Linked DNA regions of Homo sapiens: region 2 is linked to region 1. A link is an interaction called in ENCODE POLR2A ChIA-PET data of the cell type or tissue named here. Cell type or tissue: CD4-positive, alpha-beta T cell. All regions are shown on one strand. Links, peaks and the distances in the headings refer to the core of each region. The heading gives the core; the rest is flanking DNA.

Region 1 (16,941 bases), core at 8,942-16,941:
ATCAGTTATGTTATCTATAGATTACAGACATTGTATGGAAAAGCACTGTGAAAATCCCTGTCTTGTTCTGTTCCTCTAATTACCAGTACACGCAGCCCCTAGTCATGTACCCCCTGCTTGCTCCCCCTGCTTGCTCAATCAGTCATGACCCTCTCACGCAGACCCCCTTAGAGTTGTAAGCCCTTAAGAGGAAAAGGAATTGTTCACTCGGAGAGCTCGGTTTTTGAGACATGAGTCTTGCCAATGCTCCCAGCTGAATAAAGCCCTTCCTTCTTTAACTCAGTGTCTGAGGGGTTTTGTCTGTGTCTTGTCCTGCTACAGTTTCATCTAACAACCCCATAATATCACCCCTTACCACAAAATCTTCCTTCAGCTTAATCTCTCCCACTCTAGGTTCTCACGCCACCCCTAATCCTGCTCGAAGCAGCCCTGAGAAACATCGCCCGTTATCTCTCCACACCACCCCCAAAAATTTTCACTGCCCCAACACTTTACCACTATTTCGTTTTATTTTTCTTATTAATATAAGAAGATAGAAATGTCAGGCCTCTGAGCCCAAGCCTGCACGTATACATCCACATGGCCTGAAGCAAGTGAAGAATCACAAAAGAAGTGAAAATGGCTGGTTCCTGCCTTAACTGATGATATTCCACCATTGTGATTTGTTCCTGCGCCACCTTGACTGAGGGATTAACCTTGTGAAATTCCTTCCCCTGGCTCAGAAGCTCCCCCACTGAGCACCTTGTGACCCCCACCCCTACCCACAAGTGAAAAACCCCCTTTGACTGTAATTTTCCACTACCCACCCAAATCCTATAAAACAGCCCCACCCCATCTCCCTTTGCTGACTCTATTTTTGGACTCAGCCCACCTGCACCCAGGTGATTCAAAAGCTTCATTGCTCACACAAAGCCTGTTTGGTGGTCTCTTCACACCGACACGCGTGATAATTATTATATTACTTTTAACTAAAACCCTTTCAGAGTCTCGCAGGGAAGGCTGTATATATCTCATAAAATGTTGGGGCCCACTGGATCAGACAAGGCCACAAAGGCCAAAGGGAAGTAAAGATCTCATTATTTCTCCTAATAATTTCCCTGTCCTTTGTCATAAATGGTGGGTAGGCTGTTATGGTGATGGCAGATTTTCTTTCCATAAAATGTCCATAATAGGACATTTGAACAGAAGGGAAAAATCAAATTGCTGAAGTTGAAAGAGGGCAATGCAAAGAACTTTGGAGAAAGAACTGTACAGAGAAGTCAACTGGCAGATGGGAGGAAGTTTAAGGGGAAAAATATAGATGTCTAAAGAATACATTTATTCATTTTCCACAGTGCAATTTGGACAAGAAGCCTCTTTCTTGCTTCTTTCTATTCTCATTAAATCATTAGAGCTCAAGCAATCCTTCTGCCTCAGCTTCCCGACTAGCTAGGACTACAGGTATGTGCTACTATGCCCAGCTAATTTTTTAAAAATTAGATTTTAATTTGGTGAACTATTTCTGTAGGAAACTACAATAATACAGCCCAGGCACATTGATCTTGGGTGAACAAATCAGAAGGAATGAATAATTCTGTGTTCCTGGGACTCTGACAATTTCATGAACTTGGTACTCTGAGTAAAGCATAGGAGGAGTTATTTCATAAAATGTGGAGCACAATCATGTGACAAAGATAATGGGATCCCCATTTCATAAATAAATCTGAAGTTCAGAGAGAGTAACAACTGGCCAGGGTCACATCACGGAGACAGAGGCAGGGTTCCCACTGATGCCTCTGACTCCCTGTCCCAGGCCCTTCCTCCTCCCGCAAGCAGAAGTGCAGGGGGCAGAGCTGACCCTGTGCAGTGAAAATCTGAGGGCTGAGTTCCTATTGGAACACAAGTGAAAGACTTCCTGGCTTCTAATCTCAGGATAAGGACTCAGAGCTCCATCTGTTCCAGCCTTAGGATAAGAACCAGAATCTTACACCATGAAAGCATGAAAGGTAAGATTTGAGTGAGGAAAAAAAAAAAAAAAGTCTGTGTTTCAGATTCAGTTCACAAAGCAGTTTCATACTTAAGGTACCATCACAATAACCCTGTGGGGTAAGCAAGGCAAATTTCATTCTTGTTTTATGGGCATAGGAAGTAAGTCTCAGGGAGGTTAAGACCAAGGTTTCTGGAGAATTTTATATTATGAATCTTGATTTATGGGATTACTATTATGTAATTCCTAAGATCATATAGGAATCCTAGAGCTTGAATATAGAACTTTATTTTTAAATCTATATACATCATAATTACAAGGAGTAGTGTCCATTTGGGTTCCTTGGCCCTGATGTGTTAGTGGAATAAACATTTTTGTCAGGGTTGCCATGTGTGTCTGTGCACGTGTGCACTGTACACCTCCAGGGGATGTACCCTAAACCACATGAATGTGATTTGCACATCCAAGATTTACAGTGTACTATAGGGAGAATCTTTTGCAACAGCTTTTGCTATAATACAGAATCTGAGATGTCTTTGAGAAAGAAAAGTGTAATCATTACCAAAAAATTATTCTCATAATGTGTGCAAATTTGTATGAAATCTATATTGGCCATGGGACAAGGAGGTATTTCCAGCTAGCTTCTGAAAGGGCTCTATTCTCTCATAAGAATTCAGCTGTTGACATTAGGTGATATCTGCCCAGGTCATCAGATGCCATAGAGAAAGAGGGTTTGCTGAAACTTATATCAGCAGTGCACTGTATGCTCTTTCTGATTTATTTGAACATTCATTTATTGAGTGTCAAGTAATGCACTAGATACTCCAGGGATCTGACACAAACTCTGCCCTGAAGGAGCATGTAATCTCACTGGGGAGAAAACAAAACATATGATAATTTCAAAATAACAAACTAGGCAAACTAGTTAACACTTAAAAAGCAGGCTTTATTCAAATGCAAAATTGCATGTTACAGGGTAACCTTTCAGTAAGAAGCCAGGAAGAGGAGCTCATCATGGGTTGGATTAGTAAAGGACTAGTTATAAAAGAAGTGGTGGGGTTGAGGGAGGCCTGAGATGAAATTTAAAGAATATGTAGAATCTAGGTAAGTGGATAAAAGGTCTGGGGGCAGGGGAAAGGAGAGCATTTCATTGTGAATCAAGGAATTTCTCCACCTGTTTTAACTCTTCCATATGACATCAAAGAGATGTCACTTGCAGCTAGCATTTCAGTGATGTTTTCTTACTAATAATATCGTGATAAAAGAAACATTGACTATAAGAAATAGGAATGGGTCTCATAAAAGGAAACAGCAAAACCCCCAAACTAAAAAACAGCGCAGGCTATTTCTCTCTTCTCTCCTTTTGCTTGGCACTCATGAGATGCTAGGTGTGGAAGTCAGCCAACTGAAAAAGAGAGGTGGCTGAAGAAGGTGGGGAGGCTGAAGCCAGTTAAATAGGATGGTCCAATTCACAGACGGCGAGGCTACAGTGCAAATAGGACTCTTTCAACTTGAGCAGGACCCCATTACTTCACTGGAGTTAGAAAGAAAGGAGAGCGTAGACTTTTTGAACTTTCTATAAGAGTGTACCTCCACAGTATACAGAAGACGACGTGAAATTTGATCTGCAAGAAAACTGAGTCCATATTCACATATGTATCAAATTTGCACTTCATTTAGAAGTGTCTGTCATCAAGTACAGCACTGAATTGAAACTGAAAACAAGAGTCAAGAAAGAGCAAAGTCAGCCATCTTTATATTCCACATGAATCCTTTCCCTTTATGGTCTTATTTGTTTCTCCTCAGAAAAGACAAAAAGCTGAGCTGTATAAACACCTGTGGGCTGGGGGTTGAGGGATAAATGAGGGGCGAAATGGAAGCTGAAGGAACTGTTGGTCAGGTAGAAATCTTCCCAGATGCACTGAAGGAAACACACTTCATGTTTGACGTAGGAGGTGCCACCACACAAAACGTTTCATGGAAGGATTTAAAGGATCTCATGATTTTTAGTATTCCAAGAATTTTCTTTCACCAAGGGCGATTTAATATGGGTCATTCATACTGAAAGAAAAACAAAAGATAATAAGAGTTTAAAAATTGCAAAACTTGGAGTGTTAGTAGTAAAGGTAAATATTCATTAGAGATGAGAAGAGGAGCAAGGAAATGCTTTCAGCTGGAAATCTCAGACAAGAGGCCAGGCTTTAGGAACCTCTGAAGATGAACAAATGTAAGCAAACCCTAGTAGCAGCACTTCTCAGATTTTCATGTGCTTACCACTCAGAGATGGTGTTAAAATGCAGACTCTGATTCAGTAGGTCTGAGTGGAGCCTGAGATTCTGCACCCCTAACAAGCTCTTTAGTGATGCTTATGCCACTGGCGCACAGACCCCACTTGGAGAAATTTTTGTGGTGCATACGGTCTTTGTCTCCAGATCTAATGAGTCTGAAGGACAGTGTAGATTGATTTTTTAAATTTATGTTTATTTTAATTTAATTTAATTTAATTTATTTATTTATTTATTTTTGAGATGGAGTCTCACTCTGTTGCCCAGTCCGGAGTGCAGTGGCACGGAGGCAGCTCATGCAACCACGGCCTCCTGGGTTCAAGCGATTCTTCCGCCTCAACTTCCTGAGTAGCTGGGAATACAGGCACGTGCCAGCACACCCAGCTAATTTTTGTATTTTTAGTAGAGATGGGGTTTCACCACATTGGCCAAGCTAATCTCAAACTCCTGACCTCATGATCCACCTGCCACGGCCTCCGAAAGTGCTGGGATTACAGGCGTGAGCCACCGAGCCCAGCTGTAGATTGATTTTGAGCAGTGGAAAGTCAAGGAATTAGAAGGCATGCTTAAATGGAAAGTGAAATTGGAGAAAATTTAAACTCATGAAATAGTGGTGGTTATAAACTCGTGATAAATTATATCCTGGGATATAATTTAATGAGATGGTAACACATTTAGTTTAAAGAAATAAGTGACACTTTTTTTGTGTGACACAACTGTCTTATTCTTGGAAAGGACAAGGAGAGAATGAAATATGGTATGTCTTCACAGCACCTTTCAAAGGGAGAACCAGATTCTGAGGAGCTGGTCTCATGATGAACTGTCAGGGTAAACCACAGTTCAGCAGCTGCAAATGTGCTTGCCAAAATAGAGACAAAAAAATGTTTCTGAAAACAAAATTTCACATATGCCCTCCTCTGAGGTTGGCATCATATCTTCCTGTGTATCTTGGGTGTAGCTTCTATCCTGCCAGAATTTAGACAGTAGAAACCAAATGAGGTGATAAACAGAGTCATTTTGCAGAAGAGTCAAAATAACCCAGCAAGAAATGAAACCACAAATGCCCAAGGAGTCATTCATTCACCATTCAAAAGCTAATAGAAATGAACACAAACTACTATGAAAATTCACCCAAGAACTTAAAAAAAAAAAAAAAGGCTCATGGTGTTTAGTGTGATAGTATTCATTTTACCTTTGACTTGTTCTAAAAACACACCATACTTCTACCCCACCCTTCCTCAGTGCCGTCACACAATGGTTTCAGTGTGAAAAAAAAAACCACGTTACTGGAAAAGGAGGGTGCCTGGGACTTGCCACTCTAAGCTGGTAGTCAAGGGTCTTGAGTTCTAAAAGCATACGCGTTAAGAGCATGATTCCTGGATCCAAATGAGTATGGATCTCAGCATTGCCATTTATTGTGACCTCAGGCTATTTTATTTCTCTGTGCCTGTTTCTTTATCAGTAATGAAGATGTTCATAGACCCTTCTCCCACAGACTTAAAGGCATATTTCATGATTTAAGACATGTAAACCATTCATAACAGTATACAACATGGAATTAATATTTGATAAAGGTTTATGATTATTGTAACTAACTCTGTCACTTGCTCAAGGCCTATAGAAAACTTACTTAATTAGTTCAACTACAAAAAGAGTTTGAATGTGATATCCACCAAGATCATATTCAGACCTAGAATTCTGTGATTCTTATGAATTAATACAGCCTTGGTCAATAAATGAGAGCTGGGCAAATAATTCTTCTTTGCTAGGCCTTTCTAGACCATCTGGTGAAGCATTCAAGACTTATGTTATTGGGGCCAGCCTTCCTTTCCAACTTCAACTCCACAACTCCTCAATAAGCCATGGGCTCAAGAAAGTTCTGCTCAGTGGCCCCTGAAAAATGCTTTCATAGTCTCACTACCATACCACTGCTTACACAATTTCCTTCCTACAGACTGCCTTCCTTTCCTGCTTTTCTCCATATACCTAAATCCTATCTATTCTTCATAAGCAACCTTCTTTATAACATTTTCTATAACCACCAAGCCAAATGACCTTTTCCTTCTTAAATATAGCACCCATTGGCCATTACCATGCTCTGCCTTGTATTTTTCTGATTTTTTTCTTTCTATATTCCTGTCTTAACTCCCCAGCTAGGTAATAATTTTCCTGAAATCAGGGACCAGGCTGACTCCTCTTGCTGTCTCAAGAAAGCTTAGCAGTTTCCAACACAAAAATGTTCAATAAACAACTATTAATTGACTGATTATAAAAAATCAGTGAACCATTAAACTTAATATAGCAATTTGCTTAGCATGGTAATTAGCTTTTTGCTAATATTCTTCCAGCCAGTCTCTCCTCCTGTGCCTCAAGGACATCTTAAAAAAAAAAAATCTAGTTGATCTGCTTCCATCTAGTGGCAATTAAAACAGGTGGTTCCGGTAGCCAGAAAACAGCTCTGGGTAGATTGTGCCAGAAAATACTTTCACTCAGTAGGTGCGAGTTTGAAAGAAATCTTCACATCTGTGGGTTTCCTGCCACAGACATAGGGAGACCAGCCCAGAGAAAGAAGCCTTTCCTCACTAGACTCCATTTGCACTAGTAAAGAGAAGACAGAGTAATTAAAAAGAATAAAAAGAACCTCCACTGATCGTACATCCTCATCCAGTTACCCCTGCCCCACTTCTCCTTCACAGCCAAACATTTTAAAAGAGATGACTGCTTGTTCTGTCTCTACTTTCTCATCCTCAGTAATGCTCAATGCTTGGCCGTCTGACCTCTGTCTTGATGTCTGCACTGCAAATAGTCTCCCCACTGACACCCTTGTTGCATCCAGGGGATACTTACTGGTTCTCTTGGCAATGTTTGAAACCGTTCCCCTTTCTTTGTTTCCTTGGCATTCATTACCCCACACTCTTTCTCCTCTTCCTTCTCCCTGCCTGGCAACATCTTTTCATTTCTCTTTCCCTTAGGTGACTTATTAGATAATGATGTTCCTCTGGCTCCCATACTCTCTCCCAGGTCCTCTTCCATTCTTAAAGCACTCACACCCTCCCTGGATGATAGTACCCACTCCTGAGATGGCAGTTACCTCCTGAAATGTGAGGGACCCAAATCCACTTCTCCTGCCATAGCCTCTGTGCTTTGGATAGGTCCAATGAGCCACAGTGAATGATGTGCATACACCCAAAGCTCAGTACAAAACTGAACCCATGATCTTTACCTCCAAAACCTCTCATTCTTTTATGTTCCCTTCTCAGAAGTAAACAGGACTACCATCCGCCAGTTTCCAGGTGAGAAAGATGATAATTTGATTCTTCTCTCTCACTTTTAGCCAATTAACAGACACATTCAGTTAATATCACCTCCTCTTATTTCATGAACCCATTCTTACTACTAGTTCCCTAGACAGGCGCCATCGGTTTTAATCTAATAACTGCAAATGCCTCCAAAACAAGTCTCTTTGAATCCAGGCTCACCTGTCTCCCACACTTGCCATACTGCTCTGCAGGGTGACCTTATAAGATGCCAGAGGTAAGGCTACTCACTGTTTAAACCCCTTTAGTGATATCCCAAAAGACCTCAAGATAAAGCCCATATCACATGGCTTATACATTAGTTTATGATCTGGCTTCTGGTGCCTCATTTTTCCCCACTTTTTCCTTTGCATTCTAAGCAATGGCCCATACTAAGTTTGTGATTGGTAGGATGGTTGCCCAAACCAGCATCCAATCCCTTCAGAAATCATCTCACTTCATTTCTAGCATTTTAAAGGAAGCTCAGTTGTCCAGCTGGGTACTGAATATGTCACCAAAGTCCTCCTTTCATAGTTTATTTTACTTAAACTCTCCTTCCTAAAATTCCAGAGCAAGTCACTAAACCCTAGATACTGAGAAATATTTTTCCATCTTCATTTCTGCCAGGTGGGCCATCAACTTTCACATGTCTGCATCTCCTCCCACTGTGCTATTTCTCCAGTAGAAGAAATTTGAGCTTCAAGACCAAACTGAAAAATACTTGCCTCCTTGGGGAAGCTGTAGGTAGAATTCATGCTCCCTATCTTTCCCACATTTCTGAAGGACAATGCCTGTTAGAGCAATTGAATGCAAATAGTCAATTGAATAAGCATTTATTCATTTCTCAATAAGTGCTTGTTCAATTGAATATTTCTTAAATAATATATTTAAGAACAAGAAGAACACACCACAATGTTTTTAACCCTCAGAAAAAATTCTGAGGTAATCAGAAAAATCTCCCTTTACATAAACTGCCCTTTTCTAATAGGGATTACTTGTTCGTTCATTCATTCATTCAGCTCCACTAGCACCAAAAAGCACAGCTCTGAAAGGAAGCTAGTAGATTTATCACCTTATCTGGTCATTTGGATGAGGACCCCAGGTAAATAAACTACTATGGGGTTAATGTGTCTAGCTAGAGCAGGAAGTAACTTAAGGAAGTAGAGAATGAATCAGCAGATGTGGAAACTCCTCGCCACTAATAAAACTTACCTTCTCTTGGATTTCTTGCCTGAAAATAGAAAATAGAGAAAAGGCATTAGCAAAAATTAGACAATTTAAAGTTTTTCAAGTAAGGGAGAAGGAAGACTCCCACTCTCAAAACTGTCTTTTGAAGTATATTAGGTATTTGTTAGGTGGACCCTATCTGTGTCAAAGGAGATTTGAGGAACTGGCTTAATAAACAGTGGTAGACACTAATACAGAACAGACATGTTGATGCAGATGCCTCCTGAGGTTCCATTCCATTCTCCGTGCTACTCAAGAAGACAGAATTGCTAAATTGCCTGGTGGCAAGACCCAATATGTCCATTCAAGTGTTTATCCCTTCCCAATCTGCCATCTCATCCTACCTGCAGATTCTTCCCTTGAGGGACAGCTGCTAATACTGTAAAACTATGTGCCATTACAGCTCACAGCATCATCTCTATGAGAATCCACAAGAGAATTTCACTTTGGTCTTGTTGGTAGGAATTGTGCAGCCTCATCTGAGTAACTAATGTGTTTTTATCTTACAAACACAAGGAATATCACATGGTTCTCCTTTGACTGGCTGTAAGGAAACTCAGAGCTAGATCTGAGACCCTCTCCTACCAAGTATATAAAACTTTGTGACATACATTTTTGTGCCATAACTTCAACCTTGGTTCCAAATGATTTTTGTACCCTAAGTTTAAATTTGGCTTTCTTTTTTTTTTTTTTGTACTCAATAAAACATCAAGCTCATTTATTATTGCGAAGAGCGAAACAACAAAGCTTCCACAGCGTGGAAGGGGACCCGAGTGGGTTGCCCAAATTGGCTTCTTTTTCTTACTTTTTAATTAATTTTAATTTGCTATACTGAACACATTTTGTACTGTTCTCACATTCTTTTTGAAAAAAGCAGAATATAAATAAGTAGATAACTTAAAAAAAACTCTTTGAGCAGAAAGAATCATTTGGGAGGCAATATATTTCAGTGGCTGTAAAGTGGCATTCTAGAATCATCCTACCCAGGTGAAAGCCCTATTTTGCCACCTGTAGTGTAGTGTGTATTTGAACAGCTACTTTCTTTTCTAAACTACAATTTCTTCATCTGTTAAAGAGGCATAATAATTGTATCATCCTCATTGGGTTGATAAAATAAAATATTTCCAAGTATTTAGTTCAGGTCCTAGCACGTAGACAGTGTTGCATTACTGTTTTAATCCTTTAAAGTATTAAAGACTACTATTTGAAATCTTTTCTTCTAAAATTCAGCCTGCTGATGACCAAGTGCACTTGAGCAGGGGGAATCAAATCTGAATTAATTTCAGATTCTGGTTAGCTTCACATAAATATTTTTTTTAGGGATGATGAACCTAACAGCAATAGATGAGTAAGAATCTGTTCCTACTGAGAGAGTTTCATTTTGAAGAAAAAGGAACTAAGGGGGCATGTGTTCAGTTTCATGCCCTGGTCTAACCCTGTGTGTTGGTTCTGGTGGGAAATTCTTCCAACCGAGGAAAAAACCAGTTCACAAATCTGAAGACCAGTGATTTTAGAAGATGTATCTGGACTGGAGTCTAATCTCTGACTCTGGGTCCTGCTGATATGGTATTTTTGAGATTTGGCCTAAAACATCATTGCCCTGGTTTCCTTATTTACCAAACAGGGCCAATGGTAGTGACTAATCAGAAAATGATAATGCCTGGTGCACAAAATGTGTCTAGATGAGCCCATGCACAAGGACACATGTTTCTGGAACTGTTCCTTATTCCTTTCCTAAAAGAAAGGAGGGAAAGTCTCCATACTAAGACTACTAGGGCAGGGGACAAAGTGCTAGAGTCAGAAGATTCATCTGAGGACAGAAGAATAGGGGTGAAGGCTCTAGTCACTTCATTGGCTACCATGCTCTAAATAGTTACCTGTGCCCTTTTTCTAACTATTAGAACCCAAAAAGCCTATAAATTCTCTCTCTCTCTCTCTCTCTCTCTGTGTATATATATACATATACACACACACATAGACACACACACACACCTAAACACACACATAGAGATTTATGACTTTTTACTTTTATCCTTGTAAATGCCATTAACTATATTTTGTCTTAGATTTAGCCTGGGAATGTAGCCATTATTTCTACCATTGCCTCCATAGGAAAAATACTCTTCATGTTTTAAAGGACCAACCTACAACTAAAATCTTTGGAAAGCAGAATCATTTGTAAGTTGGTGAAAATGGAAGATGTTGTTTTATAAATGAAGACTTTTTTTTTTTTTTTTTTTGAGACAGGGCCTCACTCTGTTGTGGAGTGCAGTGGTGCTGTCATGGCTTACTGCAGCCTTGACCTCCTGGGTTCAAGTGATCCTCCCACCTCAGTCTCCTGGGTAGCTGGGACTACATGTGCATGCTACCATGCCTGACTAATTTTTTGTATTTTTGTAGAGATGTGGTTTCGCCATGTTGCCCAGGCTGGTCTTGAACTCGTGGGCTCAAGTAATCCTCCTGCCTCAGCCTCCAAAAGTGCTGGGATTAGAGGTGACAGCCAAGGTGCCTGGCCCACAGATGAAGACTATTTAATGTTATCTTAAAGATACCCTAAGCTTCCTACCAAGCCAGTGATCTTTTGGGGCTTCTGTTTTCTTTGTTGGCATAACTGTAACTAGCCTAACTGCCCGTTATCTGTTTCCTGTTTGCCCCACACTGATTCCCACAGCAGTTTTCAAGTTATCGGTTTGAGATCTTGTACAGAAATGACTCCAAGGTAAAAAATTTAAAAACAACCCCTCTAATTTTTTTACCCTTGCTTATAAAACAGCCTTAGCCAGCTAACCCCTCACTACATGCAAATGAGTTTGATTCTATTCTTTTGATTCTACAAACACTTATTAAAAGATTTTAGAATTCGGAAATAAATAGCTTCCTTATTAAGGTGACTTACAGCCCCAAAGTCCTTAAAATTATTTAGACAATAGCCACCTTATCCCAGGGGGCAGTGTGTAATAACCCACCCTGTTCTCTATCCGTCAGTTCTGCCATCATCGCCCAAGGTAGGAAGAAAGACAGGACAACCGGGGTCAAGATTTGAAGTCTCAATGGAAAGAATAATCAGTGGTTGGAGAAAACTGTCATTCTTCTTTTGCCTTAATGCAGTACTTGATACTTATACTTAGTACTGTATAGTACTTAGTACTGTATAATACTATAAGATAGTGAGATTCAATCAGCACAGAATTTCTAATAGCAAGGGCAGAGACATTTTAACTGCTCAGTGCTCTCAGGTTATACATAGCTAATGAAGTTCTTGCATATCAACAATCCCCACCCCCCTCACACACTTTGTCTTTCTGGATTGGTTAGAAAACTTACCTAGCGCCCACTATTCTCAAATTTAAATGAAAGATAAGATCAGAGTGGCACGCAATTAGGGACTGATAAATAATATTTTTGTAATTGCCAGTGTAAATGGACAGGGGGCAACCTTTACATACCATATTCAGTGAACAGAATACGTACTAACTAATTTGATGGAAGGAAAATTAAAATGACAATCAACTGAGCCCACAGAAAGGCAACACAGAGCAGTTGGTTAGCAATTGTTTCGAGATCATCCCTGAACTTGAAACAGGTATATCTTTTTTTTTTTTTTTTTTGAGACAGAGTCTCACTCTGTCACCAGGCTGGAGTGCAATGGTGCGGTCTCAGCTCACTGCAACCTCCGCCTCCCGGGTTCAAGTGATTCTTCTGTCTCAGCCTCCCGAGTAGCTGGGATTACAGGTGCCCGCCACCACGCCTGGCTAATTTTTGTATTTTTAGTAGAGACAGGGTTTCACCATGTTGGCCAGGCTGGTCTTGAACTGCTGAGCTCATGATCCGCCCGCCTCGGCCTCCCAAAGTGCTGGGATTACAGGCATGAGCCACCACACCTGGCCAAAACAGGTATATCTTAAAAGCTGCCCAATGTCCATGAATGTTACAGCCTTGAATGGTTCTTCCAGGTGAGTTTGGCCAAATGTGGCACCATACACCCAAGGCCTGCTGCAGGCTAGTGGGTTGCTCACACTTTAAAGCTGAGACACACTCATGCCTTAAGGTAAAGGGAGTGATAATCTGGGCAGCAGATGTTAACTTCTCAAGGCAGTCCTCCTTCTCTTTTCCTCTCCAGTGACGGATGGTTGGAAAGCATATATGGTGCATTTGGTTAGAGCTGTGGCCTTGGTGAATAGATACTTGGGAGAATACATGGGAATTTCTCCCAGGGTTAATGCAATGCCCATGTGTTGGGAACCAGGTGACTCTTGAAGAGGTCAGGTATTTGGGAGCAGTGCCTTGAAACCTTAGTGGACATTAGACCCACTTCCTAGTGGAATTGTAGCATTGAAATCCAAGGCATGTAGGCTCTTAGAGGACAGAGATAGTGTGTCATTTTTTCAGAATTAATTAAGAGCAGGCCAGGCGTGGTGGCTCACACCTGTAATCCAAGCCCTTTGGGAGGCCAAGGCAGGCAGATCACGAGGTCAGGAGATCGAGACCACTCTGGCTAACACAGTGAAACCCCGTGTCTACTAAAAATACAAAAAATTAGCTGGGCATGGTGGCACGCTCCTGTAGTCCCAGCTACTTGGGAGGCTGAGGTGGGAGAATAGCTTGAACCCAGAAGGCGGAGGTTGCAGTGAGCTGAAATTGCACCACTGCACTCTAGCCTGGTGACAGAGTGAGGCTCTGTCTCAAAAAAAAAAAAGTATTAAAGAATTACATAAGAGCAAAGAACCATTAGAATATCTCACTTAGTTGTTATCAGCCTAGCAAGCTGCCTTGAAGGTAATAGACATTTTTAAAAGTTTATCAGATGAAAAGCGAAAATCAGCCAACCTGTTTTAATGAAGGTGTGTCCTGGGCTGATTTACATGTCTCCAGGGACTGATGGCTCTAGAATGTAAAGCTTGGCATCCTGCTTGTGTTGAATCTATCACATTTAATTTCCTGTGGGTTTCTTTTTTTTTTCTTTTTCACTTTAAAGTTGTGTTCTTTTCATGTGAAGTTAAACTCACATACCTTTTTTTAATCTCCTTGCCAGCCAAATGATAAATGCCAACCCAGAGAATGCAGTAACCATGACTGCCACTGGAATGAAGAGGGGGTTATAATCACCCTCCTTAATCATTGAGAAACTTTTGTCCAATTCTGAAAGAGAAATCAGTAAGGCACATAGCATGAGACCACCAGCATTATTTCCTTAGTCTATCTCATGATATTTGACTTTTTTCCTCCTTACATCTCCCAGTAGTAGCCCATTTGATGCCATTTGACAGATGAGGAAACTGGCATGGGAAGGCCCCTGATGAGTCTACAGCATAGGCAAAGACTGGACCAGCCTTGCTAGTCTAATGCCTACAGAATCTCAATGCCCAGATTTGTGGTTCATAGAGTTCCTGAAAATGCACCTAAAAATGTTGGCAAGAATGGTCATCGTTGTATTTAGCTCCATGGACTTGTTCAATGACTGGAACTCTGAAACACAGAGAAGAGCTAAAAGCCTAATACAACTTCAGGAAAAATAAAAGCCAATGATCTGAACTGGATAATTCACCAGTCAAAGGAAATCATTAATGCTTTTACTTTAAAGCAGTTGTGCAAAAATAAGCACTTGATTTTTACATGCCAAGGACCTGCACTAATTTCTTTCCAATGCAGTAGTTACCACTTCCCTCTACTTCCTTCACGAATAAGTAAAAGGGCATGTTTAGAGATACTCTTGTAAGTGTAAACTAAGTTCATTTGGGAGCCTCTATTTGAAAATACTGGTATAAAAAAAAATCTGTCTCCTGATACTAACATTTGAAGGAATCTACTTTTTTACATATTGGCAGAGGGTCTGATTCTATCCTTAGTTCTTCCCATTACTTTGATGAACCTTTTCAAGGTGATTTGATCCCCACACCCAAATATATGATTGAGAGAAGGCTCAAGTTCCCAGGAGCTCCAGACAGAAGGTACCTGTTGGCTTGATGAAGATGAGGAGGAAATGAACACTAGCTAGGCCTTAAAGGGAAATGTCTCTGATAGGCCTAATACACAGTCCTCTGCTAAAGGCCTCCCTGCCTCTCTCTGCTCATCCACTCTACTCCCTGGCCCTGGGCACGCAGCACACAGAGATCAGCATTTCTGACAGCTTCTGTAGATCCTACCATTTAAAGACTTTTGTCATCCATGCAGATAGTCTCAGGAGCAGACACAGGTAGCTATTCTTTCACATGCTAGCTTAACATGCATTTGCTTTAGCACCTATTGCCAGGCACTGTGTCAGGTGGAGGGTATACAAAGATGAACAAGACATGATTCTTCTCATATACAGATAGATTTTGGAGGCATTAGCTTAGTGATGATTCAGGAGTATCCATTATTTGGGGAAGTAGGTGGTCATTAGTGACCTTTTACAGGCATTTCAATGGGCTAACAGAGATGTTAGATTGTAGTGGAATAGAAGAATGGGTAAAAAGTAAATCAGTGAGTTCAGATTTTAGGAGTTAAGATGGCAAGAGGTGAGAACAAAAAAAGGAAATGATTGTCATTAAAGGAGGAGGAAAGACCAGCCAAAGATTTTACAGTGAGTTAAGCATACAAATTTATTTCTAGGCCACATATTCTTAGCAAAACAACATGTAAATGTTTATGTATGTCTTTCCTCATATCTGCTCATCCATCAGCTCCATCGTTAAGATTTCAGTTTTCCAGGACAAACTTACTCACTTTGACATATTGGACTAGGATTTGACCAGATTCCAGATGATTCACAAATGGTTTTCTTCTTCCCAATTAACTCAGTTCCTTCTGAGCAGATGAAGGTACATGCAGAGGTAAAGCTGAAGCTGGCCAGGGGATGGCTACAGTTCATGATCCCCAAATCTGGTGCTGATAGAGGCTCACACTGAATCACTTCAATGAAAAAGAAAAAAAAAAAAAAGACAAAACAGTATTTCTGAGTAGAGACCCTCCCTTGAGCAAAGGATTTTTAGCCAAAGCTGCCTGACTACATTACTTGTGATATTGCTTCCAGGCTTTATTTTCTTGAGAATGATGGTGGGTGGTGAATGAGAGATGAAGGCAAGGAAGCATTGAAAGCTGTGGGGAGAGGAGTAGCTACTCCAGGCTGCTGCCCTAGCTAAGGTGACCCTCCCCTTCTGCTGGAAGTACCATGCCATATGGCCTCTGCATCAAGGGCTCTTATGGGATATTCTCAGAGAATCTCTGCCGTTTCATCTGTTCTGATATCTACCCAAGCATTTTGAAAAACATCCCAATTCACTGAAGCAAGTCCAACTTCCGTAAATTCCAGTAGGTGGGTTGACAGTTTTATAATTTCAATAAGGGATTTTGATAGCACTTCTAAGAATTAAACTACTTAAACTAATGCATCAGGAGCATACTTGTAGAAAAGTTAACCAAAACTTCGTAAGTTCAGATGACATTGGTTTTCTCCCATATGGAGATAAGGTTGGCAGTTAAAAATGAAAAAAAAAAAAAAACCTACCTTATTTCAAACTTGAAAAGATCAAGAGATTGTGTTTTTGTTTTTCAGTTGTTATTCTCCTAAAAGTTTATGCATGAGGAAAAGTAAAAGTGATTTTAAGAATAAGCCAAATAAAACAACCAAGAAAGACCTCCACTACCCTGGGAAGGAAACTGGTTGGTATTAAGTAGGACACCACATAAAACAGGTGTTATTGAGAGGAGAAGAACCAAAATGTAACTGAGGTTCAACAAGACATTATTTATGCAATGGCAATGAGAAAAATAAAAAACACAGTATAACCATGCTGTATTGCTATAAGTCATGTTACACACTGGGAGATGGCTTCAGGGGTATTTGGTTTTTACTTTTTGTTTGGGAGGTTTTTCAAAAAAATTTAGTTAGAATAAGTCCTTTGAGAAACATCACAGTAGGTTAAACAAAGTTAGGTTAAATTAGGCTCCTAAGTTTGACTTCTCAGCAAACTTCTACTGAATGTTCTGACTGTAAGCCCAGGATTGCATGACAAAACCTCTAGTCTGAAGTTACTCACCTTGACAGGTTGGTTCTGGAGATGACCAGTTTCCAAATGGTCCACAGGTGGTTTCTTCAATCCCAGTTAAGTTTGTTCCTTCAGAGCAGCTGAAGGCACACTGTGAGCTGAAGCTGAAGTTTCCCAAAGGGTGAGTACAGTCCATGGTA
Region 2 (16,941 bases), core at 3,619-11,618, 50 kb before region 1:
AAAGGTAATAAAAGACTAAATAGCTAATAATATTCATTTTCTTTAATGCATTCAGGGGAATGTTACCTCCAATGATGATTATACCAGGTCTCTGCAATCATTCGTTCTTTAGAGATACATCTCTGAAATTACAAATAGATATCAAATTTATAAAAACATGCATTAAAAATTTTCATTGAAACATTTATTAAAAATTAAAAATGCTAATTAAGCATTTAGAGGCACATCCCATGGTTTATGAAAGTGTTTCTCCAGTTTAATTTTTTGCTTAAAAATCAACTCATAATGGATAAAAGACCTAAACATAAGACCCAAAACCATAGCTCCTAGAAGAAAACACAGGAGGAAAGCTCATTAAAGTTGGTCTTGGCAATGATTTTTTGGATATGACCCCAAAAGTTGAGGCTGCAAAAGCAAAAATGAATAAATGGAATAATATCCAACTAAAAAGTTTCTGGACAGCAAAGGAAGCAATCAACAAAATGGAAAAATAGCTTACAGATTGGGAGAAAATATTTGAAAACCATATATCTGATACGGAGTTAATATTCAAAATACAACTCAATAGCAGAGAAGGAAATAACCTAATTTAAAAATGGGCAAAGGACTGAATAGAGATTTCTCCAAAGAAGACATAAAAATGGGGCCAAGGGCAATGGCTCATACCTATAATCCCAACACTTTGGGAGGCCGAGGTGGGCGGATCACTTGAGGCCAGGAGTTGGAGAATAACCTGGCCAATATGGCAAAACCTTGTCTTTACTGAAAATACAAAAATTAGCCAGGTGTGGTGGTGCACTCCTATAGTTCCAGCTACTGGGGAAGCCGAGACATGAAAATCACTTTAACTGGGAGGCAGAGTTTGCAGTGAGCCAAGATCATGCCACTGCACTCCAGCCTAGATGACAGAGCAAGATCTGTCTCAAAAAAAAAAAAAAAAAAAAAAAAAGCCAACAGGCCAACAGGTATATGAAAAGGTATTCAACATCACTAATCATCAGGGGAATGCAAAGCAAAATCACTATAAGATATCACAGACAGCTATTATCAAAAAGACAAGAGCCAACAAGTGTTAGCAAGTGTGTGGAACAAAAGCCAATCCTTGTAGAGAAACTTTTGTTTAAGGATTAAGCAATTAACGAAATAAGACCTCTCAAACCAGCATCCATCAATGTTAACAGCAACATCAACAATCATTTATTGTGTCTTTTCCATAGGCCATTGTTCTAGGGCTTGGGACCTCACAAAAATAGGAGACTCAGTTTGCTGAGTCTGCATTAAAAACTGCCTCTGGGAGATTTTAATCTAGTTGGAGATACAGGCCAAACACGAAGAAAGGAGATATAACTCTATGAGACAATGCATGCCCACACAGGTGAGAGCCACCAGAGTTCAGAGAAAGAGTGAAATAACCAAGCACAGAGAATAAAGGACACAAAGTGCATCTCGTGCTTTCTTCTTCAGTCCCACAAGTCTAGGTGAGGTCAGCCTCCCACTGCCTCCCGTAAAGCTGTGGATTTTCCTAGACAGCCAATTGTACTATTTCTTCTTCCCTCCCTCTCCTCCTTTCTTCCTTCCTTCCTTCCTTCCTTCCTTCCTTCCTTCCTTTCTTCCTCCCTTCCTTTTTTATTTTTTGGCAGGGTCTCACTCTGTTACCCAGGCTGGGGTACAGTACTGCAATAATAGCTTACTGCAGCCTTGACCTCCAAGGCTCTAGTGATCCTCCCACCTCAGCCTCTCGAGTAGCTGGGACTATAGGCATGTGCCCCCACACCTGGCTAATTTTTGTATTTTTTTTATAATGACGAGGTCTCATTATGTTGCCCAGGCTGGTCTTGAAGTCCTGGGCTCAAGCGATCCACACACCTTGGCCTCCCAAAGTGTTGGGATTACAGGCGTGAGCCACTGCACCCAGCCTCAATTCTATTATTTCTCAAAATGCTAATATTTGTTAGGTTTTAGGAATTGAACAATTTCATATTAGGCATAAAGGAATTGCAGGGGAGGAATGCATTCTACCCTTTCTCCCACCACACGCATACACTACACATCCACTTTAAAATATATATCTGAAAGAGAATATATAAGAAAGAAAGTATAATGAGTTTCTTATGAAGTTTGTGAATATGGATTTTTTCTCTTTTCTTCAATATTTGCCCCTATCATAGGTTCCTAGGAATTACATTTTCTGTGGTGCCCAAAGTAGAGACAGGTACATAGGTATAAGCCCGTGCAGGCAGCTGCATGCTCAGTAAAGGCACCAAGGCTGGTGGCCTTTTGTCTGAGTGACAAGTACCCCGTGTGCCCACAATTGCCTTTTCTACATTGGGCCTGAACAGCAGTCTCCCTCTATGGTTGGCAGGTTTATCAACTGCAGTGACTATGTGTTATTTTTATTTCTCTGGCTCATAATAATAGTCAATTCAAGTTATATCAGAGTCGTGTCTGAAATATTCTCTCTTCCAATAAGCCTTCTATAGAATGTATCAGTGCAGTGATGTTTTCTGCCTATAACAACCACTATTGACTGGGTGCGGTGGCTCACGCCTGTAATCCCAGCACTTTAGGAGGCCGAGGTGGATCATCCAAGGTCAGGAGTTCGAGATCAGCCTGACCAACATGGTGAAACCCTGTCTCTACTAAAAATACAAAAATTAGCCGGGCATGGTGGTGAGTGACTGTAGTCCCAGCTGCTTGGGAAGCTGAGGCAGGAGAATCGCTTGAACCTGGGAGGTGGAGGTTTCAGTGAGCCAAGATCATGCCATTGCACTCCATCTTGGGCAACTAGAGTAAAACTCCATGTCAAAAAAAAAACCAAAAAACCACTGCTTCTCCATTGTCTTAGTGGGACTGGCATCCTCTCCACAAACCCTATTAGCCTAGAGCTCATTAAATGTCTTCACATTCGAGAGCCATAAACCCACGTTTTGTTCCCATCACATGCAAGGCATGGATGTTATCCATTAATAATTTTTCATTTAATAACAAAAAAATAATAGAACTTAAGAAATAGTAGATTTCTTTCCGTTAAATTTGGAGATGTATTTTTGGAAATGGCTTCCTGAGCAGTATCTCTGCTCTGAATTTGGGGCTAAGATGAGTTTCGCTGTACAGTTGAACCAGTGGGTTCTTACAGAGAGAATACATATTCTCCAGGTATGAATAGAATACATGCAACTTTAATTGCATCTACCACTGGCCACAGTGCCCCTGAATGAGTCCTGTAAGTGAAAAGGTAATTTTGAACAATGTTTCAAAATTGACACATCTGCTTAAAAATTATTTCCTTTTCTTACAAATACCTTGGTTATCAAAACGAGTAATTTACTGAAATATATATAAACTCCAACTGTGACGTTAAACAATGGATTATAATAAAATAAAGAAACGGAAAAATAACAGCTATATAAAGACACTTGGCTGGAAGTAATCAAATCAAGTCCGTTTTTTTATCCTTAAATAATTCTGTGATCCTGGCTCCCGATAAGAGGAAATTGTCTTTCCAAAAGGCATAATAGCCTCCTAGGGATTTGCTTTCCTTTGAACAATGAAGAAGGAGGAAAAGGTGTCATTGGGGATTTAAATTTAGGAGACTTGTTTGTACTTAAACTTGGCTTAATAAGTGTTCTTTAGAGCTTGTTTTTCTTTTTGTTATTAAAATAAAACTTTTAAATTTTGTAACTCATCTGTCAATGTAATTCATAAAAATGAATTTTCACAAAAACAGTCTTTTTCTAAAATAAAAATAGAAAAATTATGTTTCTCTTATAAAAGACTCATACCAGAAAGACATAAAGAAGAAAACAATCATCCAAAACAACCACTATTAACATGTTGGTATGCTTTTAGAATTTTAAATTCATATATTCACAGATAATTTTCAACAAAAATAGGTTTAAGCTTTACTTTTGTATTTTAGTATTTTAAGTTAAGTCATATATTAAGGACATATTTTCATGTTAATAAATATGTCTCTATCATTCTTTGTGGTGGCTGCATAATATTTCATTGTAAAATGCACCATCATGTATTCAAAATATCCCATATGGATGAAAATCTTTCTATTTATAAATTCTTGCTATCATACACAAAACTGCAAAACATTCTAGAATATGTGTCTTTGCCTATATTTGTCCCATAATTTCTCTTGGAAAATTATTAGAAGTGAATTTACTAGACCAAAGTATGTGTGCACTTGAAATATTGACAGATATTATTTAATTATCCTTCAAATAAAAGTATAAATTTGAACTCTTGCCAACAGTATATGATGGTGACCATTCCCCTACTCCTGTTCCAACATTTTCCAGTTTAAGAAACCTGGCCAAGCTGGTAGAGAACAACAACAACAAATCTCATTTTTCTAACTTTAATTACTATGGAGCTTACCCAATATATAATGTTTGGGGAGTAACACAAAAAACTTAGGACATTGCATAAAGATGTCCTTGGATGTCACCTCTTGCCACTTCACAGCTTGAAGACTTTGGTGCAGTCCCTAGCAGTGAGTCATGAAAGGTGGCAGGCTCAATAAAGGTGAAAAATAAATAAAGGACTTCTGCTTTCCAGTCTAGCATGTAAGAATATTAAAGATTGTCACTCCATGTAACAATAAGTAAAAAGCTGAACAAACTGAAAAATCAGAAGCTTTTCTTAGATCCATAAGAGAGGCAAGGTCACAGGGAAAACTGCTGCCACCACCCCCACCCCCTACCGCCAAATTAAAAAGACTAACAGGAGAATAGAGAAAATCACAACTTACTGAAGTAATAATCTCTATGGGAAACAGTGCAGGATACATTATGCCTGGCTATCAGTAAAAAATTATAAGACATACCAAAAAGCCAAAAGCACATTTGTAAGAGAAAGAGCAAGCATCAAAACCAGACTCAGATATGGCAGGGATGTTGGAATTATCAGATCAAGATTTAAAACAACTACGATTTATATGCTAAGGGCTCTCATGGATAAAGTAGGGAGCATGCATGAATATATGGATGATGTAAGCAGAGAGATGGAAGAAAGAACCAAAAAGAAATGATAGAGATAAAAATCAACATAACAGAAAGGAAGAATGCCTTCAATGGGCTTACTAGTAGACTGGAGACGACTCAGGGAAGAATCTCTGACGTTGAGACTATCTTAACAGAAACCTTCAAATCTGAAAAGCAGAGTACAAAGACTGAAAAAACCCAGAACAGCTACAAAGGATATAATATGTGAGTAATGGAAATACCATAAAGAGAAGAAAAAGACAAAGGACTAGAAGGTTATCTGAAACAATAACAACTAATAATTTCCCCCAAATTAATGCCAGACACCAAGCCACAGATACAGAAATCTCAGAGAACATCAAAAAGGATAAATCCCCCCGCAAAATACCCGTAGGTTTATCACTGTCAGACTACAGGAAATCAAAGATAAAGAAAAAAATCCCAAAAGAAGCCAGAGGGGAAAAATACCTTACTTAGTATCTTAGTCCATTTTGTATTGCTATAAAAGAATACCTGAGGATGGGTAATTTATAAAGAAAGGAGAGTTATTTGGCTCACTGTTCTGTAGACTGTATAAGAAGCATGATGCCAGCATCTGCCCCTCTTCTGGTGAGGCTTTTGTGCTGTGTCAAAAAACATGGTGGAGAAGGTCAAAGGGGAAGTGGGCACATGTGAAGAGGAACCAGTCCTGAGGGGCATCCTGGCTTTACAGCAACTCACTCTCAGAGGAAACTAATCCATTCCTGTGAGAACTAAACGAGTCTCACCAGAGTGAAGCCCACTCACTACCACAAGAATGGCACCAAACCATTTGTACCAGATCCACCCTCATGACTGAAACACCTCCCACTGGGCCTCACCTCCCACCACCACCACAATGGGGATCAAATTTTAACACAGGATTTGATGGGGACAAACAAACCATATCCAAACCATAGCACTTATAGAGGAAAAAAATAAGAATTGCATCCTACTTATCTTAAGAACCTTTCAAGCAAGAAGAGAATACAGTGAAATATTTAGAATTGAAGTAAAAAAAACAACAACAACCAGGCTAGGATTCTGTACCCTGTGAAATAATCCTTCAAAAGTGAGGGAGAAATACTTTCTCAAACAAAGTTGAAAGAATTTCTTGTCAGTAGGCCTGCCTTGCAAAAAATATATTTAAAAGTTCTTTAGAGAGAAGGAAAATGAGGAAAACCACAAAACTCAGATGAGAGATATCAAAGAACTAAATAAACTGAAAGATATTTCATGTTTACGAGTAGGAAGACTCAATGTTATTAAGATATCAATTCCTCCCAACTTGATCTTTAGATTTAATGCAACCTCAATCAAAATCCCAACAAGTTATTTCGTCAATATCAACAAACTGATTCTAAAGTTTATTTGCTACTAAGGCCTAAATGTTTGTATGTCCCCCAAATTCATATTTCGAAACCCCCAGGGTAATGTGGGGCCATTGAGAGGTGATTGTACCATAAGGGAATTAGTGCCCTTATAAAACAGACCCCACAGAGCTCACCCCTTCCACCGTGTGACGACACAACTAGAAGTCACCACCTATGAACCAGAGCACAGACACTAAGTCTACTTATGCCTTGATGTTGGATTTCTCAGCCTCAAGAACCATGAGAAATAAATTTATAAGCCGCTCAGTGTAAGGTATTTTGCTATTGCAGCCCAAGTGTATTAACACAATATTGCCAACACAATATTGAAGGAGAAGAACAACGTTGAAGTACCAATACTACCCAACTTCAAAAGTTACTATAAAGCTACAGTAATCAAGGAAGTGCAGTATTGGTGAAAAAGTGCACAAATAGATCAATGGAATAGATTAGAGAGCCCAGAAATAGACCAACATAAAGTCAACTGATCTTTGATAAAGGAACAAAGGCAATACAATGGGGCAAAGATAGTCTTTTGCACAAATGGAGCTGGAACATCTGAACATCTACACGCATAAAAGATCTGGACATAGACTTTACACACTTCACAAATTTTAACTCAAAATGGAAAATTTAATGCAAAACTATAAAACTCCTAGAAGATAACAGGAAAAAACCTAGATAACCTTAGATATAGTGATGACTTTGTAGCTACAACACCAAAGGCACAATACATGAAACAAATCATTGATTAAGACGGACTTCATTAACTTTAAAAACTTCTGCTCTGTGAAAGACAATGTCAAAGAAATGAAAAGACAAGCCGCAGGCTGGGAGAAAAATTTGCAGAAGATGCACGTGAGAAAGCACTGTTATCCAAAATATAAAAAGATATTTAAAACTTAACATTGAGAAACAAACCACTCAGTTAAAAAGTGGGTCAAAGATCTTACAAGACACCTCACCAAAGAATGTGTGCAGCTTACAAATGATCACATGAAAAGATGCTCTGCATCATGTGTTATCAGTGAAATACAAATTAAAAGAACAATAAAATACCACTATACAGCTGTCAGAATGGCCAAAATCTAGAACACTGACAACACCAAATGCTAACATCCTTTGTGTGACAACACAAAGGATGTAGAACAATAGGAACTTTCATTCACTGCTAGCGGGAATGAAAAATATTACAGCCACTTTGGAAGACCGTTTGGCAGTTTCTTACAAAACTAAACATAGTCTTATCATTCGTTCCAGAAATCACACTTCTTGGTTTTTACCCAAAGGAGTTGAAAACTTATGTCCACACAAAAACGTGTGTATGCATGTTTATAGTAGCTTTATTCATAATTGCCAAAACTGGGACGCAACCAAGATTTCCTTAAGTGGGTGAATGGATAAACTGGTACATCCTGACAATGGAATGTTATTCAGTGCTAAAAAGAAATGAGCAATCAAGCTTTGAAAAGATGTGGTGGAAACTTAAATTCAAATTACTTGAAGTTAAAGAAGCCAGTCTGAAGAGACTGCATACTAGACAATTCCAACTATATGGCATTCTGGGAAAGGCAAAACTATGGAGACAGTAAATATACTAATGGTTGCCAAGTTATGGTAAGTGGAGGAATGAACAGGCGTAGCACAGAGGATTTCTTGGGCAGTATGATAACATAATGGTGGACACACATCATTGTACATTTGTCCAAACCCATAAAATACACAACACCGAGAGTGAACCCTAATGTCAACTATGGACTTTGAGTGATAATGATGTGTCAATTATGTTCATCAATTGTAACAAATGTACCACTCTGGTAGCAGATGTTGATAATGGGGGAGGCTATGGATGAGTGGGGGCAGGGGATACACAGAAAACTTCTGTACCTTCTGCTCAATTTTGTTGTGAACCCAAAACTGCTCTAAAAATAAAGCCTATTAAAAATAATTAAATGAAAATATAGGTGTCTAAGACACAAACACTGACTGTTCCCTGGGTTTCACGGCTGCTGCTTTTGTACTTGCTCACCTTCTATCTGCAGGACTGGTCAGTTGGCTTGTTTAGCAAATTAGGGTCTTTTCATAACCCTGTGTGCCAGAGACTGCATTGCTAGAAGCACACTAAATTCAAAGAGAGGAATTCTGGTCTGATAAACGTGAATTTGAATATAATTCTTAAAAAACTTAATATGTATTTTGGAGTAATACTTTGACAACCGAATATCTTGGTTACCAAAATGAGTCACTGATTGAAATATATGCATACTCCAACTGTGATATTAAACAATAGATTATAATATAATAAACAAATGGAAAATAGCAACTGTCTAAAGTCAGTTAGCTGGAAAAATCAAATCAAGTCCAATTTTTTAATCCTCAAATAATTATATGATCCTGGTTTCTAATAACAGAGAATTGTCTTACCCAGAGGTTTAATAGCTTCCCCGAGGATTTACTTAAGAGATAATGGGGATCCTGCAATGACCCTAAATGAAACTTTGGGATCCCAGAGGGCAGTAATGCATGACAGTTTAGTTTTAAGTGATGTTATCCAAGGGGCAGAGTGGTTCGTTCTTTCTAAATGAAGTGGTCTGCTGGCAATACCTAAACACCTTTTATGATTAGTCCATTTCATCCAGGCTATATTACTCAGAACTTCAAGGTTTCAGTTTTTTTGTTTGTTTGTGTGTGTGTGTGTGTGTGTGTGTGTGTGTGTGGTTTTTTTTGTTTTGTTTTTTGTTTGTTTGTTTGAGACATGGTCTTGCTCTCTCACCCAGGCTAGAGTGCAATGGCACAATCTCACTTGACTGCAAACTCCGCATCCCGGGCTCAAACAATCCTCCTGCCTCAGCCTCCCAATTAGCTGGGACTACAGGCATGCGCAACCATGCCTGGCTAATTTTTGTATTTTTTGTAGAGATGGGGTTTTGCCATATTGCCCAGGCTGGTCTCAAACTCCTGGACTCAAGCTATCCCCCTGCCTCGGCCTCCCAAATTGCTGGGATTACAGGCATAAGCTGCCGTGTCTGGCCTCAGTCATCTGCTTTTTACAAATACTTGGGCTGTGTGGCCTTGGGCAAGTAGCTCAACTTCTCTGAGTTTAATTTTCCCTATGTGACCTATGTAAACAATAAAGAGATTGCATAGTGTACCGTAAACAATTTGGATTTACCCCAGGAATGCAAAATGTATTTAACATTATCAGTGATATAATTATCTACATTTTAACAGATTGAAGATAATTCAAAATGTAATCTTTTCAACATACAAAGAAGTTCAATAAACTAACATTTATTTATTTAAAAAATTATAATGACAGGGAACTGCTATAATATGTAAATGGTATCTACAAAGAAAACCCGTAACGGGCATTATACTTAATGGGGAAACACTATAACTGTTCCCTGTAAGATGAATAACAAGACAGGATCTCACTATTTCTGTCTCTATGCAATATTGTACTAGATGTCCTAGATAAGGCAATAAGGAAAAAAAAAGAAAAAAGAAAAGATATAAGGATTGGGGGGTAAGAAATAAAATTGTCTTTATTTGCAAATTATATCATTGGGTAGAAAACTTCAATGAATCTACAGAAAAATTACTAGAATAGTAAGAAAAATTAAAAACTTGGCTCCTTAAAAAATAATATGTACATTTGAGTTGCAGTTCTAAGTATCAACGCAAAAATTTTAAAATGTGCTTTTTTATAAAAAGACTTTTACAGTACAGTAAAAATTTCAGATACCTAGGAATAAATCTAACAAAAGATGTATAATATCTTTAGAGCAAAAATACAAAATTTTATTGAAAACATAGAAAACCTAAATACAAAGATATGTTCATGAATCCTAAAGTGTGTACTCATAAAAATGTAAATATTCCTAAAATTGACCTATGCATGTAATGCAATTCCAATTAAAACCCAAGCAGTTTTATTGTAGAGCTCCTTATTAACTTAATAAATGCTTATTGAACACTTAGTCCTTGCTAGACACTGTACTAGGTATAGTAAGAATATAGCAATGAGCAAGACATGAACTCTCCATTCTCATGAACCTTGGACTAGTGAGAGAAACTGACTTAAAATACGTAATTATTAGTTTGACATGTTGATTATATGCTGTGTGATTGGCATATTACAGATGATAAAATTGAAACTAAACATGTCATTTGCCAAACCCAAGATCACAGAACTAGTAATATTAGAGCCAGTTTTTAAAGCCAAGAGTGACAAGTCTGATTTCAAAGCCTACATTCTTTCCACATCATCATGCAGATTTCCAAGACCCTCTTTGTCCAAAAGCTCAGCCAGCATGCATTCCTCTGTGTACCTCTATAGGGCCACAACTATGTCTCAAACCCTCACAAAATATATATGACGCGGGTATAAAGCTGCAAAAGTCAAGTGCTACAGTCACAGTGAAATGCATGATGGGTGTTCACAGATGCCAGCACCACTGGGCTCTGTGTTTAGGCCAAGTTGGCAGCAACTGTGGTGTGATTTCAGGGATGCTTCTGCTCTAAAAGATCTCAGTTTGTCACAGTTTGTGAAAAATTCCACACTTGGTTCAGACTGTAGGATTTCAGGAATATTGTGGAATAAGTAGCAATGTCAGCAACCTGCTTGTCTCCAATGTTATTACTGTAAATATTTTTCAGTAACTACAACAATAATAATATAAAGCCTCTACCCTGCCTCACAACCAAGTAAGACTTTGTCACAGTCTGGCTTTCTCCTCTAACGTGCCTAACCTCAGTGGCCAGATGTGTGTGGTGGGAAAATCTATGCACAACCATACCTCAGAAATGGGATCCAAGACCTGTACCCCCAGTCCTAGTTAATGAAACCCTGGCAGCCCACCTGGCATGGGTCAGGGCTGTCACCCCATATGGCCTGCTACTTCAGCCTTGTCCTAGGAAGCTTCAAATACCAACATTTAAGACAAGTAGTTAAAACCATCTTTTTAGATTTGTGAATAGCAAGGAGGATCAACAAGTCAAAATCATGGAGACTAAATAGTGCAGAAAACAAATGCTTTATAATGAAAAGAAACAAAAAGTCAAGAGCTGAGAAACTCCTTTCCTCTGAGGTTCACTTTATGAATCAGAAGAATATTCTACACAACTGGCTATTTCCTATGCCCAGTGAGATTAAAGACGATATGGCAACAGAATGGGAACAAGTAGGAGAAAACACAGGTTCAATGAAATAAATGATAGAGCAAGAAAATAGTGGCTATATGCAGTAAAAAGCAGAATTACTACTGCAGAAAAATAAATACACAGTACAAAACAGAGTCCCTATATTATAATGGTTGAGAACCTGACTCCTGCATCAGACAGATTTGGCTAGAATTGAATTACAATTCTGCATTGCTTCTCAGCCTTTTGGCTAAGATCAAGTGAATTACAATTCTGCCACTTATCAGCTGTATGATCTTCAGCAAATGCATCATCCATAAAGTGAGGAGAAGAAGATGAAACAAGAATGCATTTATAGTGTTAAAATAGTGCCTAAAACATAGTCAATGCTGTATAAAGTTATGCCTATTATTATTTTTATTCTAACCAATAAACTTAATAATTATTCTTTGGATTGAGGCACTCAGGATCCTCTGCTCCAATGTCAACATCCCTGAGAGTGGTAGACATTCCATATTATCAATATTGTTGAGCATCTGCTTTGTACGAGGAAAATTTATCAAACAACCACCTAACATAGGACACCAAGAAACTAAGAAAATGGAAAATATGACCAGTATTTTGAAGAGTGAGGTGAGCTGAGTTTCCCAAATGTGACCATGAAAACATGAGATCCAGAGAGACCGTGCCAGATGTGGTGCATGCCTATAATCCCAGCACTTGGCAGGCTGAGGCAAGAGCATTGCTTGAGCTCAGGAGTTTGAAACCAGCCGGGGCAACATAGTGAGACCCTGTCTCAGAAAAAAAAAAAAACAAAAGAGAGAGAGAGACCCAGAGGAAAGCTCCAGATTTTTGACTCCTCCCACTTCCATGCACATGACTCACTTCACAATTCCCAAGAATGGTGATGATACTAACAGACCCTAGTCTTTGGTATGAAATAATGAATTGCTTTCATTACCTATAGAAGATTAATATTCTCACTAGGATTCTATATATCTTAAGAGGCTGTCCAACTCTTATTCCTCTCCTTCGAAGATACTTAATCTACAAGTGTCTGTAATATAAAGACACAGTTAAATACAAAGCGTCATGGCAAGTGTCTAGGAAAGTCACTTTATTTATGCCATCTCTAATGGTGCCAGCAGGGGTAATAAGTGATGGAGAAGCAATCAAAACCACACAGTTAAAACCACTTTTAGGGCCAGTGGCTGACAAGATGGCTGAATAGGAACAGCTCCAGTCTGCAGCTCCCAGCAAGATCAATGCAGAAGGCGGGTGATTTCTGCATTTCCAACTGAGGTACCTGGCTCATCTCATTGGGACTCATTAGATGGTGGGTGCAGCTCATGGAGGGTGAGCCAAATCAGGGTGGGGCATTGCCTCACCCAGGAAGTGCAAGGGGTCAGGGAACTCCCTCCCCTAGCCAAGGGAAGCAGTGAGGGACTGTGCTGTGAGGAATGGTGCACTTCAGCCTAGATACTATGCTTTTCCCATGATCTTCACAACCCACAGACTAGGCGATTCCCTCAAGTTCGTATGCCAGCAGGGCCCTGAGTTTCAAGCACAAAACTGGGCGGCTGTTTGGACAGACACCGAGCTAGCTACAGGAGTTTTTTTTTTCATATCCCAGTGGCGCCTGAAACACCAGTGAGACAGAGGTGTTCACTCCCCTGGAAAGGGGGCTGAAGCCAGGGAGCCAAGTGGTCTAGCTCAGTGGATCCCACCCCCATGGAGCCCAGCAAACTAAGATCCACTGGCTTGAAATTCTCACTGCCAGCACAGCAGTCTGAAGTTGGCCTGGGATGCTCGAGCTTGGTGGGGGGAGGGGTGTCCACAATTACTGAGGCTTGAGTAGGTGGTTTTCCCCTCACAGTGTAAACAAAGTTGCCGGGAAGTTCGAACTGGGCAGAGCCCACCGCAGCACGACAAAGCTGCTGTAGCCAGACTGACCTCTAGATTCCTCCTCTCTGGGCAGGGCATCTCTGAAAGAAAGGCAGCAGCCTCAGTCGGGGGCCTATAGATAAAACTCTCAACTCCCTGGGACAGAGCACCTGGGAGAAGGGATGGCTGTGGGTGTAGCTTCAGCAGACTTAAATGTTCTGCCTGCCAGCTCTGAAGAGAGCAGCGGACCTCCCAGCACAGTGCTCAAGCACTGCTAAGGGACAGACTGCCTCCTCAAGTGGGTCCCTGTCCCCCGTGCCTCCTTACTGGGAGACACCTCCCAGCAGGGTCAACAGACACCTCATACAGGAGTGCTCCAGCTGGCATGTGGCAGGTGCCCCTCTGGGATGAAGCTTCCAGAGGAGGAACAGGCAGTAATCTTTGCTGTTCTGAAGCCTTCGCTCATGATGCCCAGGCAAGCAGGGTCTGGAGTGGACCTCCAGGAAACTCAGCAGACCTGCAGCATAGGGACCTGTTAGAAGGAAAACTAACAAACAGAAATGAATAGCATCAATATCAACAAAAAAGACGTCCACACAAAACCCCATCCGAAGGTTACCAACATCAAAGACAAAATGTAGATAAATCCATGAAGATGAGGAAAAACCAGCACAAAAAGGCTGGTAATTACAAAAACCAGAACGCCTCTTCTCCTCCAAATGATCACAACTCCTCACCTGTAAGGGAACAAAACTGGACAGAGAATGATTTTGACAAATTGACAGAAGTAGGTTTCAGAAGGTGCATAATAACAAACTCCTCTGAGCTAAAGGAGCATGTTCTAACCCAATGCAACAAAGCTAAGAACCTTGAAAAAAAGGTTAGAGGAATTGCTAACTAGAATAACCAGTTTAGAGAAGAATGTAAGTGAGCTGATGCAGCTGAAAAACACAGCACAAGAATTTTGTGAAGCATACACAAGTATCAATAGCCGAACTGGTCAAGTGGAAGAAAGAATATCAGAGATTGAAGATCAACTTAATAAAATAAAGTGTGAAGACAAGATTAGAGAAAAAAAGAATGTAAAGGAACAAACAAAGCCTCCATGGTACTATGTGAAAAGACCAAACCTACGTTTGATTAGTGTAACTGAAACTGACAGGGAGAATGGAACCAAGTTGAAAAACACTCTTCAGAATATTACCAGGAGAACTTCCCCAACCTTGCAAGAGAAGCCAACATTAAAATTCAGGAAATACAGAGGACACTACAAAGATACTCCTCAAGAAGAGCAACCCCAATACACGTAATTGTCAGATTCACCAAGGTTGAAAAGAAGGAAAAAATGTTAAGGGCAGCCAGAGAGAAAGGTTGGGTTACCCACAAAGGGAAGCTCATCAGACTAACAGCAGATCTCTCTGCAGAAACCCTACAAGCCAGAAGAGAGTGGGTGCCAATATTCAACATTCTTAAAGAAAAGAATTTTCAACCCAGAATTTCATATCCAGCCAAACTAAGCTTCATAAGCAAAGGAGAAATAAAATCCTTTATAGATAAGCAAATGCTGAGAGATTTTGTCACCACCAGGCTTTCCTTACAAGAGCTCCTGAAGGAAGCACTAAACATGGAAAAGAAAAACCCACACCAGCCACTGCAAAAACACACTAAATTGTAAAGACCGTCGACACTATGAAGAAACTGCATCAACTAACGGGCAAAATAACCAGCTACCATCATAATGACAGGATTAAATTCGCACATAATATTAACCTTAAATGTAAATGGGATAAATGCCCCAATTAAAAGACACAGACTGGCAAATTGGATAAAGAGTCAAGACCCATCAGTGTGCTGTATTCAGGAGACCCATCTCATATGCAAAGACACACGCAGGCTCAAAATAAAGGGATGAAGGAATATTTACTAAGCAAATGGAAAGCAAAAAAAAGCAGGGGTTGGAATCCTAGTCCCTGATAAAACGGACTTTAAACCAACAAAGATCACAAAAGACAAAAAGGGCATTAAATGAACGTAAGGGGATCAATGCAACAAGAGCTAATTATCCTAAAAATATATGCACCCAAAACAGGAGCACCCAGATTCATAAGGCAAGTACTTAGAGACCTACAAAGAGACTTAGACTCCCACACAATAATAGTGTGAGACTTTAACACCCCACTGTCAATATTAGGCAGATCAACAAGACAGAAAATTAACAAGGATATTCAGGACTTGAACTCAGCTCTGGACCAAGCTGACCTAATAGACATCTACAGAACTCTCCACCCCAAATCAACAGACTGTGCTTTCTTCTCAGCACCACATCACACTTATTCTAAAATTGACCACATAACAGGAAGTAAAACACTCCTCAACTAATGCAAAACAATTGAAATCATAATAAACAGTCTCTCAGACCACAGTGCAATTAAATTAGAATGCAGGATTAAGAAACTCACTCAAAACTGCACAACTACATGGAAACTGAACAACCTGCTCCTGAATGACTACTGGGTAAATAACAAAATTAAGGCAGAAATAAATAAGTTCTTTGAAACCAATGAGAACAAAGACACAATGTTCCAGAATCTCTGGGACACAAATGAAGCAGTGTTTAGAAGGAAATTTATAGTACTAAATGCCCACAGTAGAAAGTGGGAAAGATCTAAAATCAACACTTTAACATCATAATTAAAAGAAATAGAGAAGCAAGAGCAAACAAATTCAAAAGCTAGCAGAAGACAAGAAAAAACTAAGATTAGAGCAAAACTGAAGGAGACAGAGACTGAAAACCCTTCAAAAAAAATCAATGAACCCAGGAGCTGATTTTTCGAAAAGATTAACAAAATACATAGACCACTAGACAGACTAATAAAGAAGAAAAGAGAGAAGAATCAAATAGACACAATAAAAAATGATAAAGGTGATATCACTGATCTCACAGAAATACAAACTACCATCAGAAAATACTATAAACACCTAGTGCAAATAAACTAGAAAATCTAGAAGAAATTGATAAATTCTTGGACACATACACTCTCCCAAGAGTAAACCAGGAAGAAGTTGAATCCCTGAATAGACCAACAACAAGTTCTAAAATTGAGGCAGTAATTAATATCCTACCAACAAAGAAAAGCCCAGGATCAGATGGATTCACAGCCAAATTTTACCAGAGGTACAGAGGAGCTGGTACAATTCCTTCTGAAACTATTCCAAAGAATAGAAAAAGAGGGACTCCTCCCTCACTCATTTTATGAGGCCAGCATCATCCTGATACAAAAAACTGACAGAGACACAACAAAAAAAGAAAATTTCTGGCCAATATCCCTGATGAACATCAATGCGAAAATCCTCAATAAAATACTGGCAAACCGAATCCAGCAGCATATCAAAAAGCTACCCACCACAATCAAGTCAACTTCATCCCTGAGATGTGAGGCTGGTTCAACATACACAAATCAATAAATGTAATCCAGCACATAAACAGAACCAATGACAAAAACAACATGATTATCTCAATAGAGGCAGAA

What was found. Peaks named below come from ENCODE experiments on the same cell type or tissue, not always from the same donor. Only the 100,000 strongest peaks of a DNase experiment are listed, where the experiment ranks them.
Region 2: POLR2A ChIA-PET joins it to region 1 with 5 read pairs; 9 of 35 experiments call an interaction of 5 or more read pairs at or near these places.

Annotation. Positions count from the first base shown.
Region 1 is chr1:169,687,776-169,704,716 of GRCh38, forward strand. SELL (selectin L) reads right to left here. Exons shown (of 9, transcript NM_000655.5): 5 at 16,793-16,941; 6 at 15,480-15,665; 7 at 13,785-13,913; 8 at 8,760-8,778; 9 at 2,892-4,027. The coding sequence ends at 4,009. Among named protein-coding and RNA genes, the nearest start is that of SELL, 15 kb to the right of the region's middle. RefSeq lists an enhancer at 9,097-9,146. In CD4-positive, alpha-beta T cell, for the core only: no CTCF peak of the experiment used is centred there; DNase peaks (open chromatin) are centred at 12,106 and 13,706; H3K4me3 peaks cover 1,489 bases; H3K27ac peaks cover 6,375 bases.
Region 2 is chr1:169,643,228-169,660,168 of GRCh38, forward strand. No RefSeq gene overlaps it. Among named protein-coding and RNA genes, the nearest start is that of SELP, 22 kb to the left of the region's middle. RefSeq lists an enhancer at 15,762-15,851. In CD4-positive, alpha-beta T cell, for the core only: no CTCF peak of the experiment used is centred there; no DNase peak of the experiment used is centred there; H3K27ac peaks cover 675 bases.